Regions from separate parts of the Homo sapiens genome. Here region 2 is linked to region 1. Evidence: chromatin loops called from intact Hi-C (ENCODE). Cell type or tissue: CD4-positive, alpha-beta T cell. All regions are shown on one strand. Links, peaks and the distances in the headings refer to the core of each region. The heading gives the core; the rest is flanking DNA. Region 1 holds the start of SERTAD1 (SERTA domain containing 1). Region 2 overlaps LTBP4 (latent transforming growth factor beta binding protein 4).

Evidence for each region. Peaks named below come from ENCODE experiments on the same cell type or tissue, not always from the same donor. Only the 100,000 strongest peaks of a DNase experiment are listed, where the experiment ranks them.
Region 2: it touches region 1 in a loop (2.6-fold over the local background); 17 of 110 quality-filtered maps call a loop at or near these places.

The regions. Positions count from the first base shown.
Region 1 is chr19:40,417,018-40,426,005 of GRCh38, reverse strand. SERTAD1 (SERTA domain containing 1) reads left to right here and starts at 14. Exons shown (of 2, transcript NM_013376.4): 1 at 14-139; 2 at 2,460-4,417. The coding sequence starts at 2,460. The coding sequence ends at 3,170. RefSeq lists silencers at 557-646, 4,648-4,737 and enhancers at 689-1,491, 5,028-5,147, 4,813-5,313. In CD4-positive, alpha-beta T cell, for the core only: CTCF peaks have their summits at 5,003 and 5,204 (motif pointing left); DNase peaks (open chromatin) are centred at 925, 3,567, 4,705, 5,055 and 1 weaker place; H3K4me3 peaks cover 2,482 bases; H3K27ac peaks cover 2,446 bases.
Region 2 is chr19:40,606,956-40,614,955 of GRCh38, reverse strand. It overlaps LTBP4 (latent transforming growth factor beta binding protein 4), which reads right to left. Exons shown (of 30, transcript NM_001042545.2): 7 at 7,427-7,591; 8 at 6,587-6,736; 9 at 6,353-6,472; 10 at 5,295-5,426; 11 at 5,085-5,210; 12 at 4,299-4,424; 13 at 3,562-3,804; 14 at 2,972-3,097; 15 at 2,764-2,883; 16 at 1,760-1,891; 17 at 1,427-1,552; 18 at 918-1,040; 19 at 510-641. Among named protein-coding and RNA genes, the nearest start is that of LTBP4, 9.6 kb to the right of the region's middle. RefSeq lists enhancers at 3-282, 504-1,051, 4,553-4,632 and a silencer at 4,773-5,102. In CD4-positive, alpha-beta T cell, for the core only: no CTCF peak of the experiment used is centred there; DNase peaks (open chromatin) are centred at 895, 1,125, 4,355, 4,885 and 7 weaker places; H3K4me3 peaks cover 4,531 bases; H3K27ac peaks cover 5,201 bases.

The DNA of each region.
Region 1 (8,988 bases), core at 612-8,611:
GTGAGCCGGAGTCAGAACTGCGTCTCGCGACCCAGGCGCGGGTTTCCGGAGGACAGCCAACAAGCGATGCTGCCGCCGCCGTTTCCTGATTGGTTGTGGGTGGCTACCTCTTCGTTCTGATTGGCCGCTAGTGAGCAAGGTATGTAAATGAAGGGGCCTGGGAACAGAAGGGCTACCAGCGGCCGGGTCCTTCACAGAGTTCGATCCCTGGGTCCGACAGGTGCCCGCCGGGGCTGCCCGGGATCGAGACGCACGGACCTCTACGTGCTGTCTGCCCCGGCCGGGCCGGGTGAATCACGCCGCAGTCCGAGAAGGGGGCGGAGGCGCCGGCTTCTTGGCTCCGGCTGCGTGACTCACCCGCCCCCGCCGCCGCCGCTTCGGGAGGAGCCGCCTCCACTGCCGGAAGCGAGCGGAGGCCGGGCGCAGAGAACAGCCCGCCAGGGGTCCCGGCTCGCACGGCGCCGGGAGGCCGGCAGGAATCACAGCCGGGAATCGGGGCAGTAGAAGGGGTCCTGGGGTCAGAGGGGCCAGAATCCCCGGGGGAAAGCCGGCCTGGGCACCGCTAGGGGGCGCCGGGACCCGGGGGCGGAGTCGGGGGTGGGGGCGGAATTCCTGCGGTTCCGGACTCCCCGGACTGCGGGGAAGGGGACGAAGACCCTGTTTTGAGTAGTGTGGTGGGCCATTCTTAAAATCTTGCTAGGCAGGGTTCCGAAACTGGACTCTACAGTCTTCCTGGCCCAAAAAAGTAGGTAGCGCCAGGAGTCCAAAACTCCAGCCCTACCCCCGCCACTCCAAGAACAGTGGACCCTCAAACTTATCTCAGTGACTGAACCCGGTGCCGATCACGATTTCCCGACAAGCCCTGTCTATTCTGCCTCCCAAATAAGTCCTGACTCGACCGACTTCCTTCCATGCCACTACCAGCTCCTACTCCAGGCCATCACCATCGTCCGTCCCAAACGAGTACAGCCTACCAGTGGGTCTCAGATCCCCCCTCTTTTTGCCCCCCACAGTCTTCCTCGAAGCAGCCATGGGGGGGATCTTCCGGAAACCTAATCAGCTCACAGCACCATTCCCTCCCTGCTCAAATTCCTTTAATGACTGCCCACCACACTCAGGATAAAATCCAAACTCCCTACTTCTGCATATGTGGCTTTCTGTGACCTGGCTTGTGCCCGTTCCCCTAGCTGCTCCCCAATCTGGTCTCCTACCATGTCACTCTCTGTGTGCCACCCATGCTGGTCTCTTTCCAGTTCAAGCCCATCCAGCCTCTGGGCTTTTCTCTGCCTTTTTTTGTTGTTCCCTCCTCCCGGAATGCTTTTCCCAGGGTCTCCCATGGCTGACTTCTCTGGCCTGAGGGCTCCATTCAAATGTCACCTCCTTACAGGAGCCTTCTCTGATGATCTAAAAGGTCTCTAGGAACTTTTAGTGTCTTCCTGTAATTCTCTGTACATTTCCTGTGTTTCCTTATTTATTTACTGTTTGAAACATAGTCATAGTAGACAATAAATATTAAACTACGTGAAACTAGTTTAGTATTTATAATATTATAACTTATTTAGATATAATTATGTTATTATAATAAAATATGTGAAACAGCTGCTTTTGTAGGGGAAAAAGTTGAATATTGGCCATTCCACATGGTTCACTGAAGAAATAATAATGTTATCATTAAGTGTACTTATTGGCAGGGTGAGGCAGCTCACACTTGTAATCTCAGTACTTTGGGAGGCTGAGGAAGGAGGATGGCTTGAGGCAAGGAGTTTGAGACCACCCTGGGCAACATAGTGAGACCATGTCTCTACAAAAAAATAAAAGGGAAAAAAAAAAGTACTTATTGACTGAGGGGGGAGGATCGCTTCAGGCCAGGAGTTTGAGACCAGCCTGGGCAATATAGTGAGACCCCATCTTTATTTTTTCAGATAAAAAAGTCTATAAATATACTTAAATATAAAATTTAAAATTTAAGAAGTCTATAGGCCAGGCGCGGTGGCTCACGCATGTAATCCCAGCACTTTGTGAGGCAGAGGTGGGCGGATCACTTGAGGTCCAGGAGGTCGAGACCAGCCTGGCCAACATGGTGAAACCATGCTTCTTCTAAAAATATAAAAATTAGCCGGGTGTGGTGGCATGTGCCTGTAATCCTAGCTTTTGGGGAGGCTGAGGCACGAGAATCATTTGAACCTGTGAGGCAGAGGTTGCAATGAGCTGAGATCACGGCATTACACTCCAGCCTGGGCAACAGAGCGAGACTCCATCTCAAAAAAAATCTATAAATATACATATACAGTTAAATAAAAATTGTCTATATCTTTAAAGTTCCCTAAGAAAAGCTAGGCACAGAGAGGTTAAGTGACTTCCCCAAGATCCTACCTGCAGCAACTGTCAGATCCAGGCTTTGAACTTAACATTTGTTTTCTATAACTGACTATAACTCCATAACTCCCTGCCCTCTGCAGATGCTGAGCAAGGGTCTGAAGCGGAAACGGGAGGAGGAGGAGGAGAAGGAACCTCTGGCAGTCGACTCCTGGTGGCTAGATCCTGGCCACACAGCGGTGGCACAGGCACCCCCGGCCGTGGCCTCTAGCTCCCTCTTTGACCTCTCAGTGCTCAAGCTCCACCACAGCCTGCAGCAGAGTGAGCCGGACCTGCGGCACCTGGTGCTGGTCGTGAACACTCTGCGGCGCATCCAGGCGTCCATGGCACCCGCGGCTGCCCTGCCACCTGTGCCTAGCCCACCTGCAGCCCCCAGTGTGGCTGACAACTTACTGGCAAGCTCGGACGCTGCCCTTTCAGCCTCCATGGCCAGCCTCCTGGAGGACCTCAGCCACATTGAGGGCCTGAGTCAGGCTCCCCAACCCTTGGCAGACGAGGGGCCACCAGGCCGTAGCATCGGGGGAGCAGCGCCCAGCCTGGGTGCCTTGGACCTGCTGGGCCCAGCCACTGGCTGTCTACTGGACGATGGGCTTGAGGGCCTGTTTGAGGATATTGACACCTCTATGTATGACAATGAACTTTGGGCACCAGCCTCTGAGGGCCTCAAACCAGGCCCTGAGGATGGGCCGGGCAAGGAGGAAGCTCCGGAGCTGGACGAGGCCGAATTGGACTACCTCATGGATGTGCTGGTGGGCACACAGGCACTGGAGCGACCGCCGGGGCCAGGGCGCTGAGCCCTCGTGCTGGAATGGTTGTCTGGTATCTGAACTGAGCCTGCTGGCTGGACCAACTGTCCTCGAAAAGACACAGCTGGCTTCCCTAGTACAGAGAACAGGGCTTGGGCCACTTTGGAGAGACAGAATCTAGTCCTGGGCAACTTCACATCCGTCCTCCTGTCTCAGGGCTGGCAGGGGGAGCCTGGAATTACCCCCTAGTGATGGAATGACAGGGTCTGGTGGGGACTGAATTCCCTGGCCCTGGGGTCATAGCTTGGGCTGTTCCTTCTCTGATACGGGAAGAGACCCCAATCAGATTTTTCAAATTAAAGCCAGTCCTGGGAAATCTCAAATCCGTGTGCTGCTTTGTCTCTGGGCAAATGTGAAGGCGAGATAAAAACATCAAACATTTTATTGGGCGTAGGCTGTGTACGAGGCACAGTTTCTAAGCACGTCACTGTGTTAACTCATTTAATCCTATAACAGCCCTACAAGATCGGTAGTATTATCATCCCTATTTTACAGGTGAGAAAACCAAGGTTCCAAGATTATCACTTGAGGTGGGTTTTAAATTATGAACTTTTTTTTTTTTTTTTTTGAGATAGGGTCTCGCTCTGTCACCCAGGTTGAAGTACAGTGGTCTGATCATGGCTCACTACAGCCTCAAACTCCTGGGCTCAAGCGATCCTCCTACCAGGCCACTTTTTTTTTTTCTTTCTTTTTTTTTTAAGACAGATTCTTACTCTGTCGCCCAGGCTGGAGTGCAGTGGCGTGACTTCGGCTCACTGCAACCTCCACCTCCCAGGTTCAAACGATTCTCCTGCCTCGGCCTCCCAATTAGCTGGGACCGACTAATTTTTTATATTTTTTGTAGAGACAGGGTTTCACCGTGTTAGCCAGGATGGTCTTCATCTTCTGACCTCGTGATCTGCCTGCCTCAGCCTCCCAAAGTGCTGGGATTACAGGCGTGAGCCACTGTGCCTGGCCTTTTTTTTTTTTTCTTAAATTTTATTTCTTTTCTTTGCTAGCAGGAAGTCAAGGCAACTTTTTAAAAATGAAAGCAAGTCCTCGCCTGGAGTCTACCTGTATTTATTGAGGAGCGAAGGGGAGATTGCTTTCAGAATGGTCCCGAAATAAAAACACAAAACCTGGACCCTGGACAGATCCTCTCCAAGGAGCCCTGAGAGTCGGCTCTCCAGGAAAATGGGGGAGGAAAGGGGGACAACAGCCCATTTTTAAAAATAAAATTCACTCCTGGTCTTAAATCTCTGGGCAAAGGATAGGGACGCTTGGAGCTGTGTCTGAAATAAAGCCACTAGGCTTGGTAGCTGGACTGCAGAGAGGGAGCTCAGGGCAGGCAGCTGTGCCTTCCTTCTAGAAGAAACCCAGACCCGGACGAGCTGGGGCCACCTGCCCGTGTGCTGGGCCTGGCTGGAGCGCCGGGTGTCAGCGGCCGCCCCCGCGGTCCAGCCGCATTCCAGGCCTGGCTGGGAGGGGCCGCACACTCAGCGGCCTGGCACGGGACCCAGGCTGCGTCCTTCCTGACGGCCGCAGGGACAGGGCGGAGCCTGAGGGGGGGTGCACGGAGGGGAGGGAGTGTCACCGTGAAAACTGCGGGTGCGCATGGAGAGAGGCGCAGGGGGCTGGACGGTGACCCGAGGGGCCAGCGGGGCCTTGAGTGAGGGAAACGCCGCCATCGTGGGGTCCCAGAGCCTCGCTTCTGGCCAGAAGCCTCGGGGAGGCAGAGGCAGGAGTGGAGCTGGGCCAGATGGGGAGCCTGGGTCGGCCCCAGGGGCCGGGAAGGGGCGGGCAGAGTGGCGCTTCCTGGAGGAGCAGAGGAAGTTGTGCCCATTTCTGGAAGTGGATGAGGCGGGCCGCGGAAGCGGGTGAAAATGGCCTGCGGGGAGCTGTCGTCCAGGCTGAGGGTCTTCCAGGCGCCTGACTCCAACCCCGAGTGACTCCAGCCCCGGGCAAATGGGACTCGGACTGCTTTGCCGCAGACTCAAAACTTGGGCGCCTGGGCTGAGCTCAGCACCGCCCCCTGGTGCCCAGTCGGGCTCTGCGGTGCCGCCGTCTTGGGTTCCCCGGACATCTGTCCAGTGGTCGAGGGATCATGAACGCCCTCTGTTTACAACACTCTGCGGGCCTGTTTCTTTCTTTTCTTTTTCTTTTTTTTTTTTTTTTAGAGACGGGGTCTCGCTTTGTCGCCCAGGCTGGAGAGTGCAGTGGCGCGATCATAGCTCACTATAGCCTCGAATTCCTGGGCTTCAGCAATCCTCCCGCGTCAGCCTCCCAATTAGCTGGGGTTACAGGTGCACGCCACCACGCCCAACTGATTTTATTTTTATTCTTATTTTTATTTATTTATTTATTTATTATTTTTTGAGATGGATTCTCGCTCTGTCGCCCAGGCTGGAGTGCAATGGTGCAATCTCGGCTCACTGCAGCCCCTGCCTCCTGGGTTCAAGCAATTCTGCCTCAGCCTCCCGAGTAGCTGGGATTACAGGCGCCTGCCACCATGCCCGGCTAATTTTTTGTATTTTTAGTAGAGACAGAGTTTCACCATGTTCGCCAGGCTAGTCTTGAACTCCTGATATCAAGTGATCCGCCCTGCCTCAGCCTCCCAAAGTGCTGGGATTACAGGCGTGAGCCACCATGCCCGGCCGATTTTTTAAATTTTTTGTAGAGACAGTGTTGCCCTATGTTGTCCAGGCTGGTCTCGAACCCCCAGGCTCAAGCAATCCTTCCACCTCAGCCTCCCAAAGTGCTGGGATTCCCGTGGGCCTGTTTCTTATTCTTTCCTTTCCCCGCTTTTTCAAAGAGATTGGGTCTCACTGTGTTGTCCAGGCTGGAGAGCACTGTCTGTACAGAGGAGTGATCATAGTGCTGTACAGCCTTGAACTCCTAGGCTCAAAGGATCCTCTGGCTTCAGCCCTCAGAGTGGCTGGGACTATAGGCACAAACCACTGTGCCCAGCTAAGGACCTGTTTCTGATGTCTCCGAGGCCCAATATGGGGTGAGCTGATCCTTCCGTCTGCCCCTGTGCCTGCTTTGCCACTGATGGCCCCTCTCCCCAGAGCCTCTAGGTACAGTTGCATAGGTTGTGCACTGCATATAGGCTCCGTATGTAAGGGGCTGCCACTGGTGTTCCAGGTACCCTGCATTTACATATTTATTACAAGTTTCCCAGCAGATGGAGGTCAAGTACCTCCAGGAAGGGGCATGTCTTTTACACAAAAGCACCATATGGGCTACATCAGCCCTGGTCCCGTCTGCCCGGTGCCCTCAGGTTTATGAATGGCTCATGTGTGAGGACCTGCCCCTCTCTCCCCATGTGTCACCCCCAGATGGGTTGTGCAGGCTCCCTGGCTCTGGTGTGCTGCTCCACCCTCAGGCTCAACCCCAGGAGGCCACACCACCTTGGCCAGCAGACTCCAGGGCCCACACCATTCCTAGCTGAGCCGCCAGCCCTGGCACAACTGCCACCTTTCACAGAGCCTCTGTGTATGCTCGCCATGACGCCCCCTAGGCCAGCTTTCCTCCATGGCATTCACAGACCACCCCCAAAACACACACACACACACACACACACACACACACTCTCTCTCTCTCTCTCACACCTGGAAGAGCTGTGACCAGCTATCTTGTCTCTTTTTCCTCCCTCCCTTCTTCCTGTCCTTCATTCAGCAAAAATTTATGAGCACACACCTACTGTGTGCCTATCCCTATGTAAAGGGTAAATCTGACCACATCTCTCCCCTGCCCCTGGGCCCTTATTACCCCACTTCTCTGGGGTCTGAATTCTGTACTTTCCAAGGCTCACCTTCTACCTCTGTCCCTATTCATTAGACACTTATTGAGTGGCCGGGCATGGTGGTTCACGCCTGTAATCCCAGCATTTTGGGAGGCCGAGGCAGGTGGATCACAAGGTCAAGAGATTGAGACCATCCTGGCCAACATGGTGAAACCCCATTTCTACTAAAAATACAAAAATTATCTGGGCAAGGTGGCGGGCCTGTAATCCCAGCTACTCAGGAGGCTGAGGCAGGAGAATCACTTGAACCCGGGAGGCGGAGGTTGCAGTGAGCCGAGATTGTGCTGCTGCACTCCAGCCTGGCGACAGAGCGAGACTCCATCTCAAAAAAACCAAACCAAACAAAATTAAAAAACACTTATTGAGCACCTATGGTATGCAGTCCCGGCACACTTTAGAAATCTAACAGAGATATTATTGAAGCAGTAAGCTGGAGAGAAGAGACTGTTCCTGAAAGCCAGACTGCCTGGGTTTGAACCCCAGCTTTGGCCAGATGCGACGGCTCACGCCTGTAGTCCCAGCTACTCAGGAGGTTGAGGTGAGAAGATCACTTGAGGCCAGGAGTTTGAGGCTGCAATGAGCCATGATTGCACCACTGCACTCCAGCCTGGGTGACAGAACAAGACCCTGTCAGAAAGAAAGAAGGAAGGACGGAAGGAAGGAAGGCAGGAGGGAAGGAAGGAGGGAGGGAAGGAAGGGAGAGAGAGGAAGGAAGGAAGAAAGAAAGGAAAGAGAGAGAAGAAAAAAGGAAGGAAGGGAAAGAAAGAAAGGAAGAAAGAAAAGAAAGAAAGGAAGAAAGAAAGAAAAGAAAGGAAGAAAGAAAAGAAAAGAAAAGAAAAGAAAAGAAAAAAGAGTTACCGCTCTGTGGCTGTGTGACTCTAGGCAAGGTACTTAACTTCTCTGAGCCTCGGGGTCCTCACCTGTAAACTGGAACAGTAACAGTATCTGCCCCAAAGAACTATTGTTCTGGTGGGCAAGGAAACAGCAAGGGTCACTGAGAGAGAGACCCTACAACATTTTCAGGGATCTCTAAGCTGCTGGGTTTGGCTGGAAGGAGGAGGAAAGCAGTAAGGTAAATGACAAGACTGGAAGGGTCCGCAGGGGCCAGGGCATATAGGACCCTGGATGGGGGACTTAACTCTGAAGATGCTGGGGAGTCATGAAGTAAAAGGATCCCTTCACTAGGTGGGTGGCATCGTCGGGGAGGTGACACTGGAGGCCAGGAGCCCAGGATCCCAGGGGTGGAGAATCTGGGGAGGGACGGAGCAGCTGTTGGGAGGGAAGAGGCACTCAGGAGGCCCAGCAGACAGGCTGTGGGACTGACAAGGCCTGGAGGAGGGGTCTCAGACCAGGCTCAGGGCTCTAATCAGGGGACTGGGAGACACTGGGGCCATCCCTGAGATGGCAACTGGGGAGAGAAGCAAGTCTGGGGTTGGGGCTGAGGCCAAGGAGGGACCCAGGGGGTGCAAGAGGCTGGGGAGACACCCAGGGGAAGGCATGGAGCTGCCCGGGCCCTGGGCCGGGAGCTCAGGAGAGAGGACTGGGGTGTGGGGGTGGGCGTGAACGGTGGGATCGAGGGAGACACCAGTGTCCCTTGGCTGGACTGGGTGGGGCGGAGTGGCTAGGCCACGCAGGGCAGGCCAAGGCTCCTGCTTGGCTCAGACTGAGTCTGGAGAGGGTGGTCCCTGAGAAGAAGCGTCCACCTCCTTCCCTAGCCTCACAGGATGTCCTGTGTTTACTGCGGTGGCCACAGCCGGAACCAGGACACTGGGGCCACCCCCAACTTAGCTTCCCGTGGCCACACCCCCTTGGGTGAGGGAAAGCATGACAGAGAGAGAGGGAGAGAGAAACGCACAGACAGAATGAGACAGAAAGAAACTAGGAAAGAGAGACAAAGAATAAGGACAGAGAGAAACAGAAGAACAGAGAGACACAAAGATAGAGACACACAGAGAGACACACCATTCGTGATAAGAATTCACAACAGTCCAGGTGTGGTGACTCATGCCTGTAACCGCAACA
Region 2 (8,000 bases), core at 1-8,000, 190 kb before region 1:
CTTAAACGGGCGGGGGCCAATGCTAGGAGAATTTCACCTTGGGAATTTCTCATTGGGAAAGAATGGGGCCTAGGGCCACCGGGATTGGGCCTCTTTGGAGGGAAGGCTGGAAGTAGGACTGGTGGAGGGCGCGGAAAGGGCACGTCCAAACTTCTGTTAGGAAGAGAAGGGGCCTGAAGAGGGGGTTTTAATCCAGAGGCCGATTGGAAGGGGCGGGGCCTAACAGTTTTGGGGCGGTGTCTTACTGGGGGCATAGCCTAAAATGTGGACCGGGCTTCAGCTGCAGAGGGGGAATGGACTGCGGCTGGAAGGGAGGCTTGGCCGTGATCCTGACACAAGAAAATACATGGACACGGTGGCGGCTTATTTCCACTACAGAGATACGGTGAGAGGGTGTTCTTTCCCTCCGCCTAAGTCTGGGAAGCAGGGCGCCCCTCCTCAGTCCCCAAGGGAGCAGCCTCCAGCACCGCGTTGCAAGCGCTAGCGAAGGCGGGTGGGGGCAGGCTCACCGTCACAGGTGCCCTCGGGGCCCGCGTGGTACCCAGGATCGCAGTCCCGGACACAGCGGTAGGAGCCGGGAGAGTTCTCACAGCGCTGCGACCCGCACAGGGCTGGGCCTCGCTCGCGACATTCGTCCACGTCTGAGGAGAGAGGTCGGGTGGTCGGATGTGGGAAGCAGGGAGGCAAGATGGGGGATACAAAGAGGGGAGAGGAGAGTCAGAAGGGGGAGGCCGGGGAAGCAGAGGAGAGGGCAGGAGAAGATTGGGGTAGAGGAGAGTTGGGGAGGCTAGGAGAGGAGGCGGGGGAAAGAGGTAAGGGGAGGGGAGAAGCGGAGGAGGAAAGACAGAGGTGGGAGGCCAATCGGCGAGTCGGGGAGTCGAAGGGAGGAGGGATCAGGCCGGGGCGGGGCCTCTCACCGAGGCAGGAGGCGAGGTCCGGGCCAGCGCGGTGTCCCGGAGGACAGATGCACTCGAAGGAGCCGTCGGTGTTGGTACAGATGCCGCTCTGGCAAAGGTCCTCCTCGCTGCACTCGTCAACGTCTGCGGGACAGGGCGTCCGAAGGCCCGGCCCACCTCCCGCTCCGCCTAACATTCTAGGCCACACCCCTCCACCGCCCCTCGGCTCTCCTAGGCCTCTCACGCCTTCCCCAACCTGCCTCACGCTACTTCCCTCCCTGCAAACACCGCCCCCCGACGGGTTTAGAACAGCTTCTTTACAATCACGGTCCAAATACCCAGACTCGGCCCTTTCATCTCCACGCCCCGCCCCCCCTCACTGCCTCGAGACTCCCACCAGCTGCCCCCTGATCCTGCTGGAATACCCCGGCTAAAAACTCGTTTTCCCCTTTTCGCCCTCTTCTCCCCGTCCCGCCTTTTCCTGCCCTAAGCCCACCCTTTCCGGGGCCAGGATCAGCCCGGGTACGAACCGAGGCAAGAGGCTCCGCGGGGTCCGGGTCGGTAGCCAGGGGCACAAGTACAGGCAAAGGAGCCGTCAGTGTTGAGGCACTCGCCGTGAGGGAAGCAGAAATCGCCCTCCAGGCACTCGTTCACGTCTAGGGTACGCGGGAGATTGGGCGGAGTCACGGGACCCGGCCTCCCAGACAAGCTCCGCCCACATCGCAGTAACCCCGCCCCCACCAATGCCAGGTTTCTAAGCTCCTCCCACAGCGCCTTGGTCCCGCCTCCACCTTTCCAGCCGGCTTTGCCCTGGAACCCAGGCCCTACTCCCAGACTCTCTGGCGGGTCCCTATGCTGCTCACCTGCGCAGGGCCCGGGCCGACCCGACGGCGCCCGGTAGCCTGGCGCGCAGCTGCAGCGGAAGGAGCCTTCGGTGTTAGTGCAGTGGCCGTGGGGACCACAGGGAGGGGCACCCGAACTGCATTCGTCCACATCTGTGGGGGGTGGGGGTGTTCAGAAAGGGTCCAGTCTCGGGACACACCCGACCAATCCCCTTGGAGTAGGGTGTCTGGGGGAGGTGGTGGGAAGTCTCATGAGTTGGAGGCTGGGGGAGGGCTCTATGGCAGAGGTGGGTAGGGCTGACCAAGGTTCTCGGGTTCCGGGGACCATGGTTGCAAGTCCTGTGGGTCTAGGTTTCTAGGAACTACCTGTGCCAGGATTTTGGAGTCAGGAGAGGGATCAGACAGGGATCAGAAATCAACTAGGGCAAGGGACCAGTCAAGTATTATAAACTAGGATCATTGGATGGGATTCGGCTGAGCCATGGGTCAGAGTTAGTGACTGGAATCTGAATCCAGTTAGGATCAGAAGTTATAGTCAGGGTCCAGAATTCTGCCTCAAGTCAGGGGCCAGGGTCAGGGATTATGAACCCAACCAGGTTCCAGAGAAGGGATTCTGAGAAGAGGCAGGGGCTGTGAAAGAGATAGGACCAAGAGTCACACAGTCAAGGTTATGGTCAGTGCTATGGTTAGTGGTTATGATTAGGGTCAAATGTCACAGTCAAATTCAGGAGTTATAGGTCACATTCAGGGCCAGAGTCATGAGGGTCACAATTGCTATCAGGGTATGGGCAGGGACTATCATCAAGGGTGATGGTTAGGGTCAAATGTTACTGTCAAGTTGGGTCTCAGGAGTCACATTCAGGGTCAAGAGTTGTGGTCCAGGTCAGGGTCAGGAGTCACAGGCTCTGGGGACTGAGGGACTGAGGTCCAGGTCAGGAGGTTACGGCCAGGTCATAGTTGTGATCTGGGTCAAGGGTCGGGGGTCATGATGCAGGCCCAAGGTCACAGCCAGGGCCTGGTCTCACCAGTGCATCTGCCACGGTGCAGGTGGTGGCCAGAAGGACAGGTCCTGCACTGGAAGGAGCCGGGCGAGTTCACACACTCCTGCCCAGGGCATGCGAGGTGGTTCTCACACTCATCCACATCTGGGGGGCAGGGGAGAGGGTGGCCTTGAAGAAGTGGTCCAACTCCCCCCTCACCCATCCACACTCCTCCCTCCCTCCCCGGCCTCACCCTCGCACTCGGAGCCAGCAGTGTTGGGTTGGAAGCCCATGGGGCAGACACACTGGAAGCTGCCTTCTGTGTTCTCACACCGGCCGTAGGTGCAGGGTGGGGGGCTTCGGGCACACTCATCCACATCTGGGGCAGAGGGGACCAATGAGGCTGAGGAAGGGGCCTGAATCCATTCCCATGGCCATCACCACCCACCCCAGCATTCCAGTCTTGAGCCTGCCTTCTGGACTTGCCTCAGGCTGCTCCCTCTTCCCAGGAAGACAGACACCTTCCTCGTGTCCCCATTCAATGGTCTCTCCAGCTACTAAGGTGGGGGCTAAGGCACCAACTCCATGTTGCCTGCCCTGCCTCAGGTGACCCCCTCCTCAGGGTTCCCATAAGCACAAGAGTATCTTTCAAAAAGGGAGGAGGGGTGGGGAGGACTGCCTTATTTTGTTGAAAGGAGAGAAGACTCTGGAGTGAGGTCCCCATCCCTCAGCCCCTGTTCTCCATCCCTGAGCCCCATCACTCTGCCTCTCTGCCCCTCAATAATCTCTCTCCAGTCTCCACAGCAAACAGTGATGGAGTAGGGCTGGGCTCAGCACCCTCACCTTGGCAGGGGGCCCCGGGCCCTCGGGAGCGGAAGCCAGCAGGGCAGGCACAGTGAAAGGAGCCTGCCGTGTTGTCACAGCGGCCGGGCCCACAGGGCGGCGGCTCCTGGGCACACTCATCCACATCCTCTTCACACGCCGAGCCCCGGAAGCCAGCCGGGCAAACACAGCGGAAAGAGCCAGGCAGGTTCTTGCAGGCCCCTCGGCCACACAGGCCTGGGCTCTGGGTGCATTCATCCACATCTGCACAGGGCAGGGGGCCCGGGGTCACTTGTTCCCCTCTGCCTCCCTGACCTCTGTCACTTTGGCTTTCCACCCTCCAACATTCTGTCCCCGTGACCCCATCTCTATTCCTCCTTGTCACCATCATCTGACTCTGCATCCTCCACCAATCCCTACTAAGCTGCCTGGCTGGTTCTGTCTCTGTAGTCCCCATGAGAAGGCCTCCTTCTCCCCTTTCCTCCATAACTCTGCTCCCCTTACCCGATTACTGACATCTCCATCCCTCCTCATTCTGCTTCTCCATCTTTCATGACTCAGCCTTTCTGTTTCCCATCACTTGGCCTCTGCATCCCAGGTCTCTCTCTACTGCCATCAGGCCACACGTCTGCTCGAGAGCCTGGCCTCTGTCTCCAAATCAACTCGCTTTGCCCTATTGTTCAGTCTCTCTGGCCCTCATCACTGCGCTCTACCCAACCGCTCACACCCCTTCCCAGCTGCCCCTCCCAGGCCCTCACCCTGGCAGCTGGCTCCGTGCGGTGCAGCCTGGTACCCGGCGGGGCACACGCACAGGAAGCTGCCTGGCGTGTTCTCGCAGCGCCCGAGGTCACACGGCGGCGGCACGCGGTGGCACTCGTCCACATCTGTAGGCACAGACCAGGCGGCTGGGACTGGGGCAGACAGCCCCGGGAGAAGCGACGCAAGGAGGCAGGGGTAGAGGGAAGCGGGAGCGGGACCAAGCTTGGGCCAGAGCCAGGATGGGGACCCGGCCAGGACAGCCGGAGAGGGGCACAGTGAGAGAGGCAATTGTGGAGGGCAGGGTTTGGTAGCGCAAGGGCAGAAAGGAGAGCTTTGGGGACCAAGCTAAGGGAAGGTGGGGTAGGGGCTAGAGAAGAAAGGAGCAGTTTGGGGATAGGGCTCTGGTGTGGCAGGGTTGGAATCGGGGTCGCGGTCAGGAGATTGGTTGCCGCAGTTGCAGGACAGTGGCGGGGCCTGGGGGAGGGAGTTAGTCAGGGAGGGGCGTGGCCAATAAGGGCGGGGCCTGGGCGTGGGGGCGGAGCAATACGAGTTGCGACCAGGCCCCGATAGAAACTGGCAGTTTGGGAGCTGGGTAGGGGTGGGGTCAAAGGGAGGCTGGAGCTGGGTGGAGGCGGGTCAGGGAAGGGCAGGGCCAAGGGCCAGGGCAGAGCAGTCCTGGGGCGGGACCCGAGAGGGGAAGCGTGGGAGGGCTGGAGAGGCTCTGGAGTGAGAGCAGGAGCGAGACCCTGGGGTGGGCCTGGAGCCGGGTGGGGCAAATTTCTCACCCAGGCATTCCGCAGCCCGTGGGCCGGCTCGGAAGCCCGGGCCGCACACGCAGCGGAAGCTGCCTGGTGAGTTCTCGCAGCGCCCGGGAGCACAGGGCGGGGGCACGCGGCGACATTCGTCCACATCTGAGGACACGGAGGGGGCTGGTGACAAGGTGACCAGGCAAAGCCCCCCGCCCCGCCTCCTTCCGCGCCCTCCGTCTTGCTCACCAATGCATCGGGTGCCCTGGGGGCTGAGCCGGAAGCCAGAGTCGCAAGCGCAGGTGTAGCCGCTGGGCCGGGAAATGCAGCGTCCTGGGCCGCAGACCTGGGGGTTGCGCTGACACATGCCGGAGGAGGGACCTGGGGGGTCCAGTCAGCCAGGGTTCCCCCATCTCTGAATCCTCCGTTCCTTTCATCCCAGTAAAACCCCCACCCCCGGAGACATCCATAAAACACCTTCATGGATGTCTCCTCCCCAAGCAAGCCCAGTCTTCTTCTGATCTCCATCTTTTTTATCCTGGAACGTTCTCATCAGATCCTTGGCCGAATCCCCTCATCATGCCACCCCAAGGTCTCTGGCTTTGAATAGTTTGCTCTCCAACCCTCCGCCTGAGATACATTCTTAGTGCCCTACCTGAGAAATAATTATCTAATATTAGATAATGAAAAATAATTATCTACCATAAGTATTTATCTGAGCACTTACTAGGTGTCAGACACTTCAGAGGCATCTCAACAACCATCCCCATTTTACCAATGAGAAAACTGAGTCTCAGAGGTTAAATGGCTTGCTCGATTGACACAGAAGAGCCCAACTGTGACTCCAGCTCCTGATCTAACTACCACCCAACCCTTCAAACGCTTATCTCTGCCCATACCATTCCTATTTGCTGTAACCTGGAATCTTCACCTTGGAGTCTTTTACCCCAGAATCCCACCTGTAATACCCCCATCAATGCCCTGAATTCTTTTTTTTTTTTTTTTTTTGAGATGGAGTGTCGCTCAAGCTGGAGTGCAATGGCACGATCTCAGCTCACTGCAACCTCTGCCTCCTGGGTTCAAGTGATTCTCCTGCCTCAGCCTCCCAAGTAGCTGGGATTACAGGCATCTGCCACCACGCCCAGTTAATTTTTGTAGTTTTAGTAGAGACAGGGTTTCGCCATGTTGGCCAGGCTGGTCTCGAACTCCTGACCTGGTGATCCACCCTCCTCAGCCTCCCAAAATGCTGGGATTACAGGCGTGAGCCACTGCTGCAGGCCCAATGCCCTCAGTTCTTTCTAGCAAACCTGATTCAGGAATCTCAGGACCAGTCCAGGCAGGGATGCTGGGCAAGGGAAGCTCAGGGCCGGGCCGGGGATCGGGCCGGGGTTCAGGCCGGGGCTCCAGGCGATGGGTGGGCAGAAAGCCTGATAAAGAAGGGGTATCAACGAGTGGAGCCCAAATCCTCTCTTGCCTCCTTTCACTATGGGGCTGGGGCAGCCCCTTGAAGATGGCACCCACTTCTGCCAGAGCCAGCTCACCTGCAGATGGCCGAGAGGTGGCTGGCAGGGTACGAGGCTGGCTGAGTGACACTCGGGGTGGCTCCTGGCCCAGGGGTCTGGTGTTGTAGCGGAGGTCGGAGGCCGAGTAGTGGTAACCAGGACCAGCCGGGCAGATCTCCCGGAAACCCTCTGGGAATAGGTAAGAGAGACAGAGAGAGGACAAGAGAGCGGGAAGAAAACGATGGCCAGCCCAGACTCTGGCCTTGGCTAGGGGCAGGGCTTGGCTGGAGAGTGTCAGGGGTTTGAGCTGGAGGCTGGGATGGGGTGGTGTCCTGGCCAAAGAGTAGAATGTCTTAGAGGCTACAGGTGGGGCCAAGAGCGTTTTCCCACATTTGGGATGGTGGTAGGAACAGGGTTGAGGGCAGGGTCCGGTTGGGTCTACAGGGACAGAGTTGGAGGCTAGGAAATAGCTCCCTTGTGAGATTTAGTTTTAAGCAGAAGATAGAATGCCAGGGAGGTGTCTCAGGGAGGGGCATGCCTGGGGTGGGGCTAAGCTGAAGGCAGTGTCTCAGAAGCCAAGGACTTGGTCAAAGTTCAGGGACAGGGTGGGACTGGGCGTTGACGCTCAGGAGACAAAAACTAACTTGGGAGCTCCGGGGTAGCTGTGGCTACGAATGGAGGGGTGGCTGTGGCTACAGATGGAGGTGGAGCCATGGATGCTGTCCAGTCTGAGGCCTGCGGGTCTCAGAGGCTGCTGCGTGGCCAAGGCTGGAGCCCAGCCAGTCAGGTTGGGGCAGTGAACTCAGGGTTGGAGGGTGGGGCGTAGAATGAGCGCCACATGTGTTGCGCGTAGGGCTAGGCACTGCCGCAGGGGCTCACCTGAGCCGAAGGGTGGGCAGAGCTGGCAGCCCCGGCCCCAGGCCTTGCCTACGCGGCTGCAGCAGCAGATCTGTTTAGTGATGTTCCGCAGAATGGGCAGCGAACAGCCGCCGTCGCGGAGCACGCGGAAGCAGGGCCCTTTGGCCTCTGAGATCACGTGTTGGGCTGCGAGGAGCAGGGAGGAAATCCTTCAGGGCGGGGCTGGGAATGCTGTAGCACTGAGGGATTTGGGAGAGAGGGGAATGGTTCTGGGGTTGGGGGTGGGGGGTTGGTGGGTGCGAGGGGCATTTGGGAGAGGTCTGAGAGGGTCTGAAGGAGAGCAGTGGGCTCTGGAGGTCTGAGAAGGGCTTGGAGCCTCAATGGGGTGTCAGTGGTGAATGAGAGACTCTGAGAAGGATCTCAAGATCTGAAGATAGTCGAGTCGTTGAGGGGGACGAGAGGATTTGGGGGTCTGAGAAGGATTCCAGAAAGTCTGGGAGAGCTGGGCGCAGTGGCTTACGCCTGTAATCCCAGCACTTTGGGAGGCTGAGGTGGGCAGATCACTTGAAGCCAGGGGTTTGAGGCCAGCCTGGCC